Linked DNA regions of Homo sapiens: region 2 is linked to region 1. A link is a loop called in an ENCODE intact Hi-C map of the cell type or tissue named here. Cell type or tissue: natural killer cell. All regions are shown on one strand. Links, peaks and the distances in the headings refer to the core of each region. The heading gives the core; the rest is flanking DNA.

Region 1 (7,553 bases), core at 826-5,825:
CTCCAGCCTGGGCAACAGAGTGAGACTCCATCATAAAAAAAGAGGCAACATAGTACTGTATAAAGATAGGCCTAGAGATCAATGGAAAAGAATTGTAGGCGGTGGCCAGCAGTTCAAGACCAGCCTGGGCAACACAGAAGGACACCATCTTTACCAAAAAATTTTAAAAACTTAGCCAGACACAGTGATGTGCACCTGTAGTTCCAGCTTTTGGAAGGCTGAGGTGGGAGGATCACTTGGGCCCAGGAGCTCCAGGTTACAGTGAGTTATAATCGGGCCACTGCACTCCAGCCTGAGTGACAGAACGAACCTGTCTCTATTATCTCTTTTAAAAAAAAAAAAGAGAGAGAGAGATAGGTTGATAGGTGCAGCAAACCACCATGGCACATGTAGACATATGTAACAAAGCTGCACATTCTGCACATGTATCCCAGAACTATAAAAAAAAAAAAAAAAAAAGAAAATCAAAAGTAAAAATCAATGCATATCAAAAAAAATTGAGAGTCCAGAAATAAATCCTTACATTTATGGTCAGTTAATTTTCCACAAGGATGCCAAGGCAATTAAATGGACAAAAGAACTGTCTTTTCAACAAATGATGCAACTGAATATCCATGTGCAACAAAATGAGGCTGGCCCCTTCCTCATGCCACACACAAAAATGGACTCAAAATGGATCACAGACCTAAATGTAAGAACTAAAACTATAAAACTGTCAGAGAAAACACAGGAGTAAACCCCTTGTGACCTTAAGTTAGGCGAAGTGCTCTTAGATATGACCAAATGCACAAGCAACTTAAAAAAAATAGATAACGTGAATTTCACCACAATTTAAAACTTCTGTGCTTCAAATGACACTACCCCAACGTGAAAGCCAAAAAATAAATAAAATTTAAAAGGAAGGGAAAAGACAATCTGCCTAATGAGGAAAATAGTATCAATTACACATCTGATGAGGAACTTGTACCCAGAATATGTAAAGAACCCTTACAACTTAACAACAAAAAGATAAATAATACAAGTAAAAAACAGGCATAGGACTTGAACAGACATTTCTCCAAAGAAGATACACAAATGTCCAATAAGCAGATGAAAAGATGTTCAACATCATGTGGGAAAATGCAAAACAAAACCAAAATGAGATACCACTTCACATCTACTGGAATAGCTATAATCCAAAACATGAATAACAACTGTTGGTGGAGATATGAAAAAAATAGAGCCCTCCTACATTGCTGGTAAAAATATAAAATGCTGCAGCAGCTTAGGAAAGCAGTTGGGCAATTCCCTTGAGACACCATGATCCAGCCATACCTGAAGCCATCTATCCATGGCTTGTCAGTTATGTGAGCCTATTTATTTTTTACATATATATGTTGTGTAAGTCAGCTTGGGCTAGTTTTTCCATCTCTTATTTGAAAAAGTTCCTACTGCTTCACAGTCTCAGAGGGAGTGCACAGATATGGAAACTCGAAGGTGTCCCAGCTGGTCTCAGACAGGCATAAAATGTGGGTATCTTCAAAGCCAACGAGAGCTTGAGCGATACTAACAAAGGTCTAACATGCGAAAGGAGGGAGGTGAGAAGGCTCCTGCCCAATTCAGAACTGAACAGACTGTACTAATAAATCAGAATAGAGTCACATTCAAAGGAGACATACTATGGTACTGAAAACCCTGGAATCCATATCCAAAGTGGAACAGATACATGAACTTCCAGGGTTTGGCCCAGAGAAGAGTATTTCTGGAAGGAACCCAAGAGGTGCTTGCTTGCTTGCTTGCTAAGCGTCTTGGGAGAACTACATGACTAAGAGGCCCGGTGAATCTGTAAGACCTCAAGGAGTCCAATGGGACCAGTGCAAGAGACCACTGTTTGAATGAATTAATCCATTCTTACACCACTTGGAGCTTTCTCGCAAGAGAGAGGGCTACCTTGTAAGGTAGTAAGTTCCCCATCAATAGAAGTATCAATGATAGATTCAGGCCCACTAATGCCTTATTCTAGCTCAAACCCATTATCAGATGATGAAACTGGAGAGCTCTGTGGTCAAGAGAATGGGTGCTGGGAAAAGGGAGGCATGGTCTCTACTTCGCCTCCACCACATCTCAGCTGTGGGGCCTTGCACAAGTGGCCTCACCTCTCTAAAGCCAAGTGTGTGCATCTGTGAAGGAGGCTAAGACTCACCCCCTAAGGCTAATGTAAGGATCCAATGGGGTGATGAATGTAAAAGTCTTGGTACCCAATAAGGACACAATATTTATCATCATCGTCATTATGTCTGTGGTAATAGTGGCTATTTCTTATGATTTCTGCATAGTAGGAATAATAGTGAAAATAGAAGTCGTGGTAATAGTCCTAATAGCTAGCATCTACTAAGTACTTACTGTGCACCAAGCACTGCTCGAAATTTAAGTGTATTAAGTCATTTCATCCTCGAATCATCCCAGTGAGGTGGGTACTATTATCATCCCACTCTATATATAAGGAAACTGAGGCACAGAGAGGTTAAAACCCTCTTGCCCAAGGCCACAGAGACAGAAAGTGGGACTTGGCAGATGCCAACCACATCTACAGGCCCCTCTAGAAATAGTAATAGCTGGAAATGAACACCTCCAAATCAGACTCTTAGAACACAAAGTGTCTAAGTAGGGCAGGTCCTGGGGATCCTTTAGAAAAACTGAGTGCAGGGAAGAGAGGGGTGTGCCAGGGCTACCCTGTGAACCAGCAGCATTAGCCCCTCCAGGAGCCAGGCTGATGGCCTTCCCCAGCATCCGCCCCTCGAGTCCTGTGTGGTTTCGCGAGTGGGGCCCCAAGCGAAGGCTTCCTAGAAGAGAGGATGTTGGCGCAGAGAAGCCTGGGCTTCCGCGAGATGCCTCACCTCCCTCTCGCCCCTGCAATCACATTTACTCAAAGGATGTCCAAAGGTGCCCGCTCTGAGCAGCCCCTTCATGTCCCCAAAACTGTGTCATCAGCTCCCAGCATGGCCGTAAGAGGCAGCCTGAGGCGCAGGGCCTCAAACCCAAGGGCAACAAACAAACGTGGCTAGAGCCAGCTCCTACTGGCTCACTCAGCTTCACCGAAGGCCCAGCTCACTCAGCCTTATCCCAAGGCCCAGGAGAGGACTGGGGGAAGAACAAAGGGCTCAGAGGAAGAGGAGGTGGTAAGGAGAGAGGAGGATGAGCTGCAGAGGTCTACTGCTTCCACCTGCTCCTCTCTCGGGCCATGGAGTCCAGGAGAGGTCACCCCAGCCAGCTCCCAGTGTGGATCTGTGACTAAAGCCTGACCTTCCATCCTCCCAGCCACACAGGGAGAGTGTGGGACCCATGCTGAGCCGGTGGGCCTCAGGCTGGGACTTCCTACGCAAACGCTGGGAAAGGCATGCTCTCCTCTCCCTGGGTGGGTACACTGGTCACACACAGGCCTGAGGCTGCTGGTGACCAACGACGCCACTGTAAGAAAGCAGCCTCCTGAGCACAAGGCTGGCACTGAGGGAAACACAGCAGGACATGGACAGACGGAGTCAGGATAGTATCGCCTGAGCCCTGGATGCAGCTATGCCTGAAGTCAGACCTACCCTTGGTCTTTTCTGTTTTCTATTCTTTTTTTAAAAGTAAGTTTAATTAACAATGTCATAAAAACAATAAAGTAGATTTTCAGTCACTGGCAAGCGAAATCATAAGAAAATGAACCCATAAACCCACAGTGTGAAAACAAAGCTGCAATTGTCACTGGAAGATGTGATAATACCCACCATTCTCTGTGACTTGGGGTTGGTGGGGGTTGGAAAGCCATATTGTCCTCTCCACAAAGAGAAAAAGGCAGGAGGGTGGTGTCACCAACAGGGTCTGGGTCAAGCAGAACAACACCAACTTTCTGGGGACACCTCAGCCAACTCCAGGAAGGGGCTGATCCTGCACTCAGTGACTTGCCTCCAGTCACACAGGCCTGCCCAAGGCTCTGCCATCTAAGCTCAGGAAGCCTGGCTTGCTCCTGTACCCACAGTGCTGAAGTCCCCTGCGGCCATACCTAGGGTGACAGCAGAATGCAAATGAAGAGGTGCTAAGGATACCCACCACCACTTTAAAAAAAAAAAAAAAGGAAAAGAAAACAAGAAGCGAAAAACATCTGGAAGTCCAAGAGAACCCAGAAGTGAAGAGCTCCCCAGCATTGCAAAAAAAAACCCACAAACACCCTGCATGCATGCAAATCATATGCAGACTTCATGCAAATGTATTTCCAATTTTAACAATTTCAGCCTCTGCTGCATGTCTAGGAAAACTGTAGTCCCACCAATTAGGAATTAGCAGGAGAAAGGAAATAATGCTCGTGGGTTTTAAAAACTCCTTTCTTCTACTCAGAGAGGAAAGGGGGGTAAAGTGGGAAGAGGGTTCCTATCAGGAAGTTCCTGTTCTGGCTTTGATGAGGATGTGCTGTGTGACCTTGGACAAGTTGCCTCCCCTTTCTGTGCCTATGCCTCTTGGGTATGCAAGGTAGTGATGAGACCAAGCTAAATGTTATCGCCAGCCTCTGTCAGCAAAGCAGAAGCTCTGGCCACCCTGGACTTGCGTTTCCACCTTACAGTAACAGTTGGCTGGGCTGAGCAGTGGCTGTTCCTTAGAAGGGATGTGTGTCCTCTAGTCTGCCACAGTTCCCACCCAACTCGCTAAGTTACAACCACCCTACTCACTCGTTTCCTGCACGTGCCCTGCAGGTATCTGTGTTTGTGACCCTAGGGTGGTAGGTCTCTACTGACCCTCCAGGCTCTGACATTCAGGAGCTCTATATCCAGCCTTTCAAAGAGGCCCTAGCACGGCTCACCGTGAAGTTCTACACCTCTTGCTCCCACTTCCAGGCTCTGCACAGGCATTTCTCTAGAGAAAAGGGTAAAATGGTGAGAGATGGTGGTGATTGATGGTGATGGTAATGGTGGTGGTAGTGGTGATGATAGCTATAAATTTCAACTTAGTGGAAGCAAAAATAAATAAAAATAAAATAAATAAAGGAAAAAGAGCAACTAAGCCAAAGAAACTAAAACAATCCAAAATAAAACACGGAAAGACGCAAAAGCATCAAAAAAAGAGGATAAACAGAAATCAAAAAGAAGGACGGCAGAACCAAGTTCAAATATATTAATAAACACAATAAATATAAGTGGACGAAACGCTCCTGTTAGAAGATATTATCAGATCAGATTTTAAATTGAACTCTATGGAGTTAACAAAAAAAGCACCTAAAGTCTAAGGATTCAGATAGGTCAACCACAAAAGGAGAAATAAGATATTTCAGGAAAACACTAGTCAAAAGAAACTTAATGTAGTTATATTAATATTGGAAAAAACAGACGTTGAAACAATAAAAATAACTAATATTAAGCACATCTCAGCATTTTACAGATATTTTTCATTTCATCTTTATAATAACCAATAACTAGGGCACTATTTCACAGGAGAAAACTGAGGCACACAGAGTTTAAGTCAGATTTCAAAGAGGCAATGCTAATAAGGTCAGGAGCTAGGATTAATAAGCATAAAAACCATTACAATATTTGAGTCACCAACATTTAACAAGCATGACCATTTACTCAGTAGTATGCAAAATGCTTTCATGAGTTTTTTCATGCATTGTCTCATCTGATCTTCACAGCAAGCCTGGGAGGTAACTACCATGCCCATTTTACAGATGGGAAAATGGAGACAAAGAGAGGTTCAGCAACTTGCCCTTGGTCACACAGCTAAGAAGTGGAGTTGGACTTCCGAATTCACTCTTAACCACACACAGTACAAGAGAAAGTAGAATCCAGGTTGGACCCCACAAAAGGTGATCTAGGAAGGCTCCTTCGAAGATGGGGCAGCTGAGCATGGCTTTGAAAGGAAGAGGTGATGGCAGGACCCCCCCCCCAACTCCCCAACAAGGGGTGTCCCGAGGTTAGTGCTCACCACACAGGAAAGAGCCTAAGCACAGGCTGACACAGGTTGAGTCTCTGGGGCAGCTGTGGGCGAGGTGTTGGTGCTCGGCCCGAGAGACAGGATGAAGGGGTGGGCACTGTGGTTGGGGGAGGATGGGGTCAGGGTAGAGGGGGCTGCAGTGAAGAGATCTCTGACTTCCTGTGCTTTCTCAGCAAGACGGTGACAATGCCCGATCCCCAGCAGATGAGGAGCTCACTGCATAACATCAGTCAGACAAAAACTCCAAAGAGATAACCCAAAGTATCCAGAATAATAGAAGGACTCTGGGAAATCAAAAGGACAATTGTCCAATAGAAAATGGGCAAAGGATGTGAAAAGGCAACTCTCATGAAATGCACCCACCTCCACTGCCACCACCAGGTCAAGACATCTCCTACCCGAACCACTGAAGCCAAGCACTTTCTGGTCTCCCTGACTCCATCCTGACCACCCCACGGTCCATCCTCCACACACAGCCAGAGGGACCCCATTAGAACTAAGGCAGATCCCATTCCTCCCTGCTCAGAACCTTCCCATGGCTCCCACCTCACCAAGATGGAAAATAAAGACCCCACGATGGCCCACAAGGCCATACCTGACCTGGCTCCATTACCTCTCTAACCTTACTCCCTCGCTCTCTCCCTATCCTCTTCCTTTCCAGTCACCCTGGCCTCCTCACTGTTCCCCAGACACACCAGCAACAGTCCTGCCCCAGGGCCTTTGCACTGGCTGTTCCCTCTGGAACAATTTTCCCCAAGGTACCTGCTTGACTTCCTCCTTCACCTCTTTCAGGTCTTTGCTCAAATGTTTCCTTCTCAGTCCAGCCTTCCCTGACCACATTATCTAAACCTGCAACCCCCTGAGTGACTCCTGGTCCTTACTGATCTTCTGAACCTGATATTTATTTTTTCCACAGCATCCAAATATTCCATCTAAACAAGCATACACATTTCTTACTCATTTGTCACCATCTCCCCCAAGAAGAATGTCCGTTCCAAGGGGACAGGGGTTCAAGCTGGTTTTGTTCACTTTGTACCTCTAGCACCTCAAGCAGTGCCTGACACATAACAGTTGCTCAATAAATAGGTGGTGAATGAATGAATGGCTTCAAAAACCCTAAACACTGCAGCACCAACCGTGGCTGTCTCTCAGAGGACACTAGGAAGACGGAAAGGGATTTGCTAAGAGAGTAGTATTCTACTGTGTGAGTCACTGTTTTTTAATGTTGGCTTCTCCCCTTCCCCCTCCACCCATCCTACATAAAGTCTGCTCTGGTGCCACCTAAAATCTTCTGGAAAGCTATGAGTAGTATACGTCCATGCTCCGGGAAACACGTCACTCCCAGTTGTCCCCCTTCACCGAGAATTGAGGTCAACACCTCCCTGGCAATGGACCTCACTCAGTCCATCCCAGGAGCGCGGACCTCAGTATCAGCCACTTTCCTCCCAGCCAAGTAGACAGAGGTAACAGCCGAATGACAAGGTCCTTGCGCTGCACTTGGGTGACAGCTGCATCACCCACAGACAGACATGGGAGGTGCAGGAGACACCAGCGGCCGTGCACAGACCCAAGGCTGTACCCCAAGCAGCCACTCTGCAAAAAACCTCCCT
Region 2 (7,553 bases), core at 945-5,944, 53 kb after region 1:
TGGAGTGACACAAAGGGATCGTCACAAAAGGCAAATGTGGTCACCCACTGCCCTGCCCAGCCCATCAGCCGCTCCCCGCTTCTCTGAGAACCCCATCCAGAAGGGCTCTGCAGGACCTGACCTCAGCCTCCAAGCTGTGCTGCAGCCAGACCGGCCTCCAGGATCCTCAGCTGTTCCCCAAACACACCCAGCTTGCTCCTGCCCCCAGGCCTCAGCACAGGTGCTCCCTCCACCTGCAACACTCATCTCCCTCCTGCCAGCTGCTTCAAGTCTCACATTCCCTGCCCTCCCCAGTGAGATCCAAGGTTGGTCAGGGCCCAGGAAACCCATGCATAGGCTCCCATACTTAGTGCCACCATGACTATAACTTAACCTTGATTTATGTGATGATTCAATTAATAACAGGCTTGCCCACCAGCCTAAGACCTCTCAGAGGTCCCACTTAGTCCCAGTTTCCATCTTCTTTCATTTATGCTCATTCTTGGTGAGTGAGTGGATGGACGGGTAGAGGGAGGGAGACCCCTTTCTCTGGGGCAGGTTCCTCACCTGTAAAATAGACACTGTGTGATAACACTGCCGGCTTCATGGATTACCATGAGGACTACGAGAAATGCTGCACACTAGCTGAATGATTTCAGATGACTGATTCCTCCTCTCTGGGCCTCAGTTTCCCCATCTGCACAGCGCCCACCACTCAGGGCCTGCTGACCTGGTTGCCAAATGTAGCCCTGCCACAGACTCGCTGTGGGACCCTGAGAAAGCTGCTCCCACACTCTGTTCCCTCGTCCGCGAAACGGGGAACAGTGGTCAGATGAGAGGATCTCAAAGGGCTCCCAGCTCTGGGGCTATGAGGTCAGGCCCACACATTCTAACCACCTCGACTCCCTGCCTTCCAGCCAGACCAGTGACAACCAGCCACACCACAGACTACGACAGCTCACCAGGGATTCTGCAAGGGAGTCTTTCAATGGCTCCTTCCCTGGGGGACCTGACTATGGGACAGAGCCCCCGAGGAGGGAGGGGAGATGATGGAACCAGAGAAGCATGAAGAAGCCCCCTCAAACGAGGGCCCTGAAGAGGGGATGGCTGAGAGCTGGAAGATGGAGGTTCTGGTGTCAGACAAGCTGGTTCAAGTCCCCACCTGTCAGCGGGGGAGGGTACGTGGGCCTCTGAACCTCAGTTTCCACCTAACTCAGAGAAGGAAATAGATAACGAACCCTAACTTCAGAGTCGCACCAGAGTGAAATGCCAACGCTTACGTTACCATCACTGATGGGGTTCTTATCTGTCAGTGCATCGACGTAAAAGCAGCCCTCTCCAACTACAGACCACGCTGTACTTTCCCGACATTTCCCCAGAGTCGTGTGTCTCATTCCACTGCAGCCCCAATGCCTAGTCTGCCCTTCCTAGGTCACCCCAGGCTTTTTCTTACCTCAGGGACTTTGCACGTGCTGTTCCCCGCCCCTCATCGTCACTGCACAGGATGCTCAAATATCACCTCCACAGAGAGCCTCCCCTGACCATCCTGGCTGAAGCAGCCTCACCCAAGCCACAAGTCGCCCCCGAGCCACCCTCTACCTCGATAATCTGTTTTAATTCCCTGTAATGCAGGTAGCACAAAGTGTTGTTCTATGCATTTTGCTAATTTAGAGTCCTCCTCTCTGCGCACTGCCAGCTCCGTGATGGTGAGGGTCTCTGGCTGCTTGTGCTGAATCCACAGCATGGGTTGAGGTAGACAGAAGATGCTGAATAAATACTGGTTAAGAGGGGAAAGGAGGTGAAGTTCCATAAGCCTCCAAGCTTCCATTCCTATGTATGTAACACAGAGTAAAAGCCTCTATCTCTCAGTGTTCTTTTGAGGATTCAAGGAAATATCACTCAAAACATAAAGTGCTTAGCACAGAGAATGGAACACAATAAAAACTCAAATTTTAAAATTACCAATGTCCATCAACAGGAGAACGGATGAACAAATGGTGGTGTTCTCACACAACAGAAAATGATTCAGTAATCAAAAGAAAATTGCTAACACACGCAGCAAACTGGACGCATCTCAAAAACATGGCCCAAGCGAAAGAAGCCAGACACAAAAGGGTGCAGCCACCCGTGGGATTCCACATCTACGAAGTCCCAAAACTGGCAAGACCCTTCTTTGATGACAGAGGTTAGAAAAGCCGTCACTCGGCCGGGCCCAGTGGCTCACGCCTGTAATACCAGCACTTTGGGAGGCAGAGGCGGCCGATCACTTGAGTTCAGGAGTTCGAGACCAGCCTGGCCAACACGATGAAACCCCGTCTCTGCTAAAAATATAAAAATTAGCCAGGCATGGTGGCTACTCAGGAGACTGAGGCAGGAGAATCATTTGAACCCAGGAGACAGAGGTTGCAGTGAGCTGAGATCATGCCACTGCACTCCAGCCTGGGTGACAAAGCGAGACTCTGCCTCAAAAAAAAAAAAGAAAAGTCGTCATTCAAGGCTGGATAAAGACTGGCAAGGGGCTCAAGGGGACTCTGGAGGCAAAGAATGTTCTAGATCTTCACCTGGTGGTGATGCATACGTAATCACCAATGGAGCTGTGCACTTCACTGTCTGTAATTATCCTGCAACAGAAACTATTCCCTTTTTTTTTTTTCAGCAAAGGGTTTAAAAGGAGATTGTCACCGTCCACCCTGGTTTGTCTACTGTCCACGCATGGGTTGTCCTGGCTCAAGCCCTGAGGGCCAATACATCGTTCTGGCTTCAGGCAGAGCCAGACCCCATTCCCATTCCTTCTACAACTGTGCATCCACGAAGCCCTGGCTTCTTTGAGGCCCGTTGCCAAAGAGACGAGCCACCCTCCACACACACCCCCTCGCTGCCTCCCAACCCTGCTTCTAAGAAGATTCGGGAACAGGAAGCCTGTGTCTGCTCTCAGGTTCTGAAGCAAAGAGGCTGGGGGTGGTGGTGCGGGGGAGGGGAGATGAGGGGCTGCCCCGTTGAATGAGACGTGCCTTGAATCCTGAGGGGATCCTCTCCAGGTGTGTGAGAGGTGTCCCCCGCCCACCACAGGCACAGGGACAGCCACAAACACCTACTCTACCGTCGTCGCTGGGGCATCTCTAGGAGCCCCAGCACCCACTAGGCATGGGGCCGGCTTCGTACATCAAAGAGCCCTTGCATGTTGCCTTTCTGCTTAAAATCCTCCAACAGAGGCTGCGCTATCAGAATGAGCTCACACTCTGTGACCTCACCTCCTACGCAACTCCCTTCTCCCTCATCTCCTCCCACACTGGCACCCTTGAAGGTGCAGAAACACATGAGACAGGCTCTTGCCACAGGACCTTTGCACTGGCTGTCCCCTCTGCCTGGAACGCCTGTCACCACGTAACCACATGACTCATTCACTCTGCTCCTTCAGGTCTCTGCTCAAACGTCACCTCCTCAGTGAAGCCTGCCCTGCCCACACCATTGAAAACTGCCACATCTTCCCAGCAGCCCAGCCCTCTAATTTTGCTTCATGTTTTTCCATAGCACTTACCACCTGAGAACACTACAAATTTTCCTTGGCTGACACCTTCACTGTCTGTCTTCACTGCACACACGGTGAGGGAGAGAGCTTTTGTCTGTATTGTGCACTGCGGCAGCCTGGACACTCAGTACACAGCAGGTGCTCCATAAATCACTTGTAAGCCCAAGGAGGTAAATTTGAGGTTTATCACGGAATGGACTTTCTAAAATTTTCTGCAGGATTTCAATTGTCTGCTAAGAATATGTGCTATCTTTACCAATTAAAAAGAACAATTAGAAATCTGGTTTTAAAAGCCAGGTGGGAGCCATCTCTAGGTCAGTGGGTCTGATGCCCAGGAAGCGGGCATAAGAATTACCTGTCAAGCTTTTCAAAACACATGTTTTGCCCAGGAGGTATACCAGGAAATGACAGTCTGACTCAAGAGGTCTGGAAAAGCCAGGAAATCAGCTCTTTTTCCAAAGCTCCCAGATAACCCTGAAGGGCTCCAGGAGGTACACGAACCCGAGAATGGGCAGCAGGGCAGGGAAAGCAGCTCAGAGGAGGTCAGGGAGGACCCTGAGCATGACCTTGACAAACAGGCAAGATCTGGCCAGCCAGGCACAGTGGCTCACATCTGTAATCCCAGCACTTTGGAAGGCTGAGGCAGGTGGATCACCTGAGGTCAGGAGTTCGAGACCAGCCTGGCCAACAAGGCAAAACCCCATCTCTACTAAAAATAAAAAATTAGCCAGACATGGTGGTGCATGCCTGTAATCCCAGCTACTTGGGAGGCAGAGGCAGGAGAATCACTTAAACCTGGGATGCAGAGGTTGCAGTGAGCCAAGATTGCTCCACTGCATTCCAGCCTGGGTGACAAAGTGAATCTCCATCTCAAAAAAAAAAATCTGGCCATGCAGAAGTGAGGAAGGAAAGGAAACTGGAGACCCAGATTTGCAAACCTTTGCAATCACAAGGCAACCCCTTGGCAGCCCTAATCCATGACCCTCAGGCTACAGCAGGCGTCTGAATCACCTGGGGCACTCAGTGGAAATGCTGATTCCTGGGCCCTGAAGACTGAGAGGCTCCAACGCAGTGGGAGAGGGAGGAGCCTGGGCATCTGCCTTGTTAACATGCTTCCCCAGGCACCTGCGATGGGGCACCAGGTTTAGAAGGTGCTGGTTGAGTCTTCTGGTTTCAGTATGTACAGTTGCCTTTCATCAGGAAAATTAATAAAGTCATAGGAAGAAAACTGGAAATCACACATTCTGACAGTGCCCACTGTCAATATTTCAACATGTCACCTTCCATGGCGTCTCCTGCAGTTTTTAGGCATGGCTGTCATCACCGGTTGCACATAATTTTGCATGTCACCTTTCCAGTGGTCCACAGTGGCTAAGGAAATGGGTGTGGCTCATGTCCCTAACCATTTCCCTATCCGACCTTTAGGTTGTTGCCGATTTTGAGCGCTCACAGTGGTGTTTCAATGAGTAACCTGGTACATAAAAGTATCTGGGGATTTTCCCCCCATGCTTAGGATTTTTTTCAGCAGTGGGATCCCCTGCAATTCCAGGGGAATCACTGTTTGGGAGTCTCTTGTTGTCTCCGCTAAGTGTTTTGCCAAAGGGTTTGCACCAATTTATTGCTCTAAAATGATGCCAAAGGCAACAAGTTCTAGCCGGGCGTGGTGGCTCACGCCTGTAATCCCAACACTTTGGGAGGCCGAGGCAGGTGAATGGCTTGAACCCAGGAGGCAGAAGTTACAGTGAGCTGAGACTGTGCCATTACACTCCAGCCTGGGCGACAGGAGCAAAACTCCATCTCAAAATAAAAAAAGGCAACAAAAGTTCAAGCCTTATCAGCCGTGCAGCCCCATCACCATGCGGAGGAGGAACCCGAGGCCCAGCTGATGCTCATTAAGAATTCCTTCATGCCGGACACGGTTCCAAGTGCTTTCTCAACAGAAACCCATAAATCCTCACCACAGCCCTGTGGGCAGGGTGTGATGCCACGCACTAGCATAGAAGAAGCATTCAGCAAGCGTGTTTTGCTATTATTATTACTTGCATTTGATTTTCCTCTAAAAATGATGTGTCTAGGCTGGGCGCGGTGGCTCCCATCTATAATCCCAGCACTTTGAGAGGCTGAGGTGGGCGAATCACCTGAGTTCAGGAGTTCGAGACCACCCTGGCCAACATGGTGAAATCCCATCTCTACTAAAAATACAAAAATTAGCTAGGCGTGGTGGCGGGCACCTGTAGTCCCAGCTACTCAGGAAGCTGAGGCAAGAGAATCGCTCGAACCTGGGAGGCGGAGGTTGCTGTGAGCTGAGATCGAGCCACTGCACTCCGGCCTGGCTGAACAGAGCGAGACTCTGTCTCAAAATAAATAAATAAATAAAATAACTAAAAAAATAAAAAAGTAAAAATAATGTGTCCAGCCATATCACTGAGCAAAACTGGGGTTCCAGAAAGCTGGGCCAGGTTTCTTGGGTGGCACAGGTATGGCCCTGCAGGGTGCCCATGCCCCCAAGAAGGCGCAGGTGCGCAGCTCGTGGCAGCCCTGTTTCTGGTGAATCAGGCCGGCCCCTGTCCCTGTGACACTGGGTGAGACGTGCCCATGGCCATACCTGCAGAAGAGATGCCCCAGCCCAAGCAGTGCCATAGGAGGACAGCACTCCAATGCCCCAAATACTGCCCCAGCCACCAACCACGGGACACAGACCCAGCAGTTCCCTTTTTCTCTTTGCGGAACTTCCCACCACATCAAGCTGGAAAGGAAGTCGGCAGCTCAGCGGGAGGAAAGGCGACAGTATACAAATCGCTTCATGTCTGCTGAGGAAATTTACTGCCCTGAAACTGAGGGCTGAGGAAGGAGGAAGGGGCAGAGCAGGCTGGGCTAGGACTCACCCTGTCCACTGCCGTCCAGCCAGGATGGCCGCATGGCTGAGTGCCAAGGCCAATGGCGAAGTTGTCTGGAGAAATCAAAACAAGTGTACTCAGGGACCACATATCCCTGGGCAGGTCACTACGTTCGCCGACCTCAGTTTTACTCATCTGTAAAATGGGCAAAACAGGATCCACAACAAGAGCTACTAAAAAGATTTAAGTAAGAGAGGACCTGTAAAGTGCTTACCAGCACACAGTAGGTGCTCAAGAAATGTCCATAACTGGCCAGGCGCGGTGGCTCATGCCTGTAATCCCAGCACTTTAGGAGGCCGAGGGAGGCAAATCACCTGAGGTCAGGAGTTCAAGACCAGCCTCGCCAACATGGCAAAACCTCGTCTCTACTAAAAATACAAAAATTATCTGGGTGAGGTGGCAGGTGTCGGTAATCTCTGCTACTCGGGAGGCTGAGGCAGGAGAATCACTTGAACCTAGGAGGCAAAGGTTGTAGTGAGCCGAGATCACGCCACTGCACTCCAGCCTGAGTGATAGAGTGAGACTTGGTCTCAAAAAAAAAAAAAAAAAAAAAAAAGGAAAGAAAAAGGAATGTCCATACCAATTATTAAGTTCAAGCTTCTCATCCTGGCATCTAGCTACCACATCCTACCAGAGGCACCTCTGGCCTCCAAGTGCCCCACACTAGCCCCTTTCCTGATCACCGCTAAGCATGTGATGCACCAGCAATGCACCAACCACAGAGCAGCAAGGAACTGTCTCAGGACAGAACCTCTGGGACCTCATTCATTCATTCAGCAGGTACTTACTGAGAAGCAGATGAGCTGAGACTGACATGAAGAGGTGGGGACATGTGGCTATCTAGGGGAGACTGTTCCAGACAGCAGGAATACCACCTGCAGAGGAACTGAGGCAGGAGTGAGCCCGGTGTGTTCAAAGAACAGCAAGGAAAGCTGAGAGAGGGCGAGGTGAGAGCAGGAAGAAACGAGGCAAGAGACTTAACCAGGAGCCAGAATGTGCAGTGCCTTCTGGGCCACAGTGGGGTCTTCAGCTTTTCTCTGGGTAAGGTGGGAGCCATGGAGGGTTCTGAGCAGGGGAAGGACAGGATCTGACCTGAGTTCTTAAGGGGCCATCTGGCTGTGTGTGAACAACAGACTGTAGCAGGGAGC

The links. Hi-C counts contacts between places; a loop is a spot of excess contacts. Peaks named below come from ENCODE experiments on the same cell type or tissue, not always from the same donor. Only the 100,000 strongest peaks of a DNase experiment are listed, where the experiment ranks them.
Region 2: it touches region 1 in a loop (3-fold over the local background); 9 of 110 quality-filtered maps call a loop at or near these places.

The regions. Positions count from the first base shown.
Region 1 is chr20:48,713,418-48,720,970 of GRCh38, forward strand. All of the region lies in intron 5 of PREX1 (phosphatidylinositol-3,4,5-trisphosphate dependent Rac exchange factor 1), which reads right to left. Among named protein-coding and RNA genes, the nearest start is that of PREX1, 110 kb to the right of the region's middle. RefSeq lists enhancers at 2,662-2,871, 3,707-3,766, 5,733-5,912, 6,103-6,372, 7,514-7,553 and a silencer at 4,667-4,726. In natural killer cell, for the core only: no CTCF peak of the experiment used is centred there; DNase peaks (open chromatin) are centred at 2,804, 3,924 and 4,602; H3K27ac peaks cover 2,832 bases.
Region 2 is chr20:48,766,330-48,773,882 of GRCh38, forward strand. The region is part of intron 1 of PREX1 (phosphatidylinositol-3,4,5-trisphosphate dependent Rac exchange factor 1); the gene reads right to left. Among named protein-coding and RNA genes, the nearest start is that of PREX1, 58 kb to the right of the region's middle. RefSeq lists a silencer at 5,555-5,776. In natural killer cell, for the core only: no CTCF peak of the experiment used is centred there; DNase peaks (open chromatin) are centred at 1,382, 2,581 and 3,272; H3K27ac peaks cover 4,159 bases.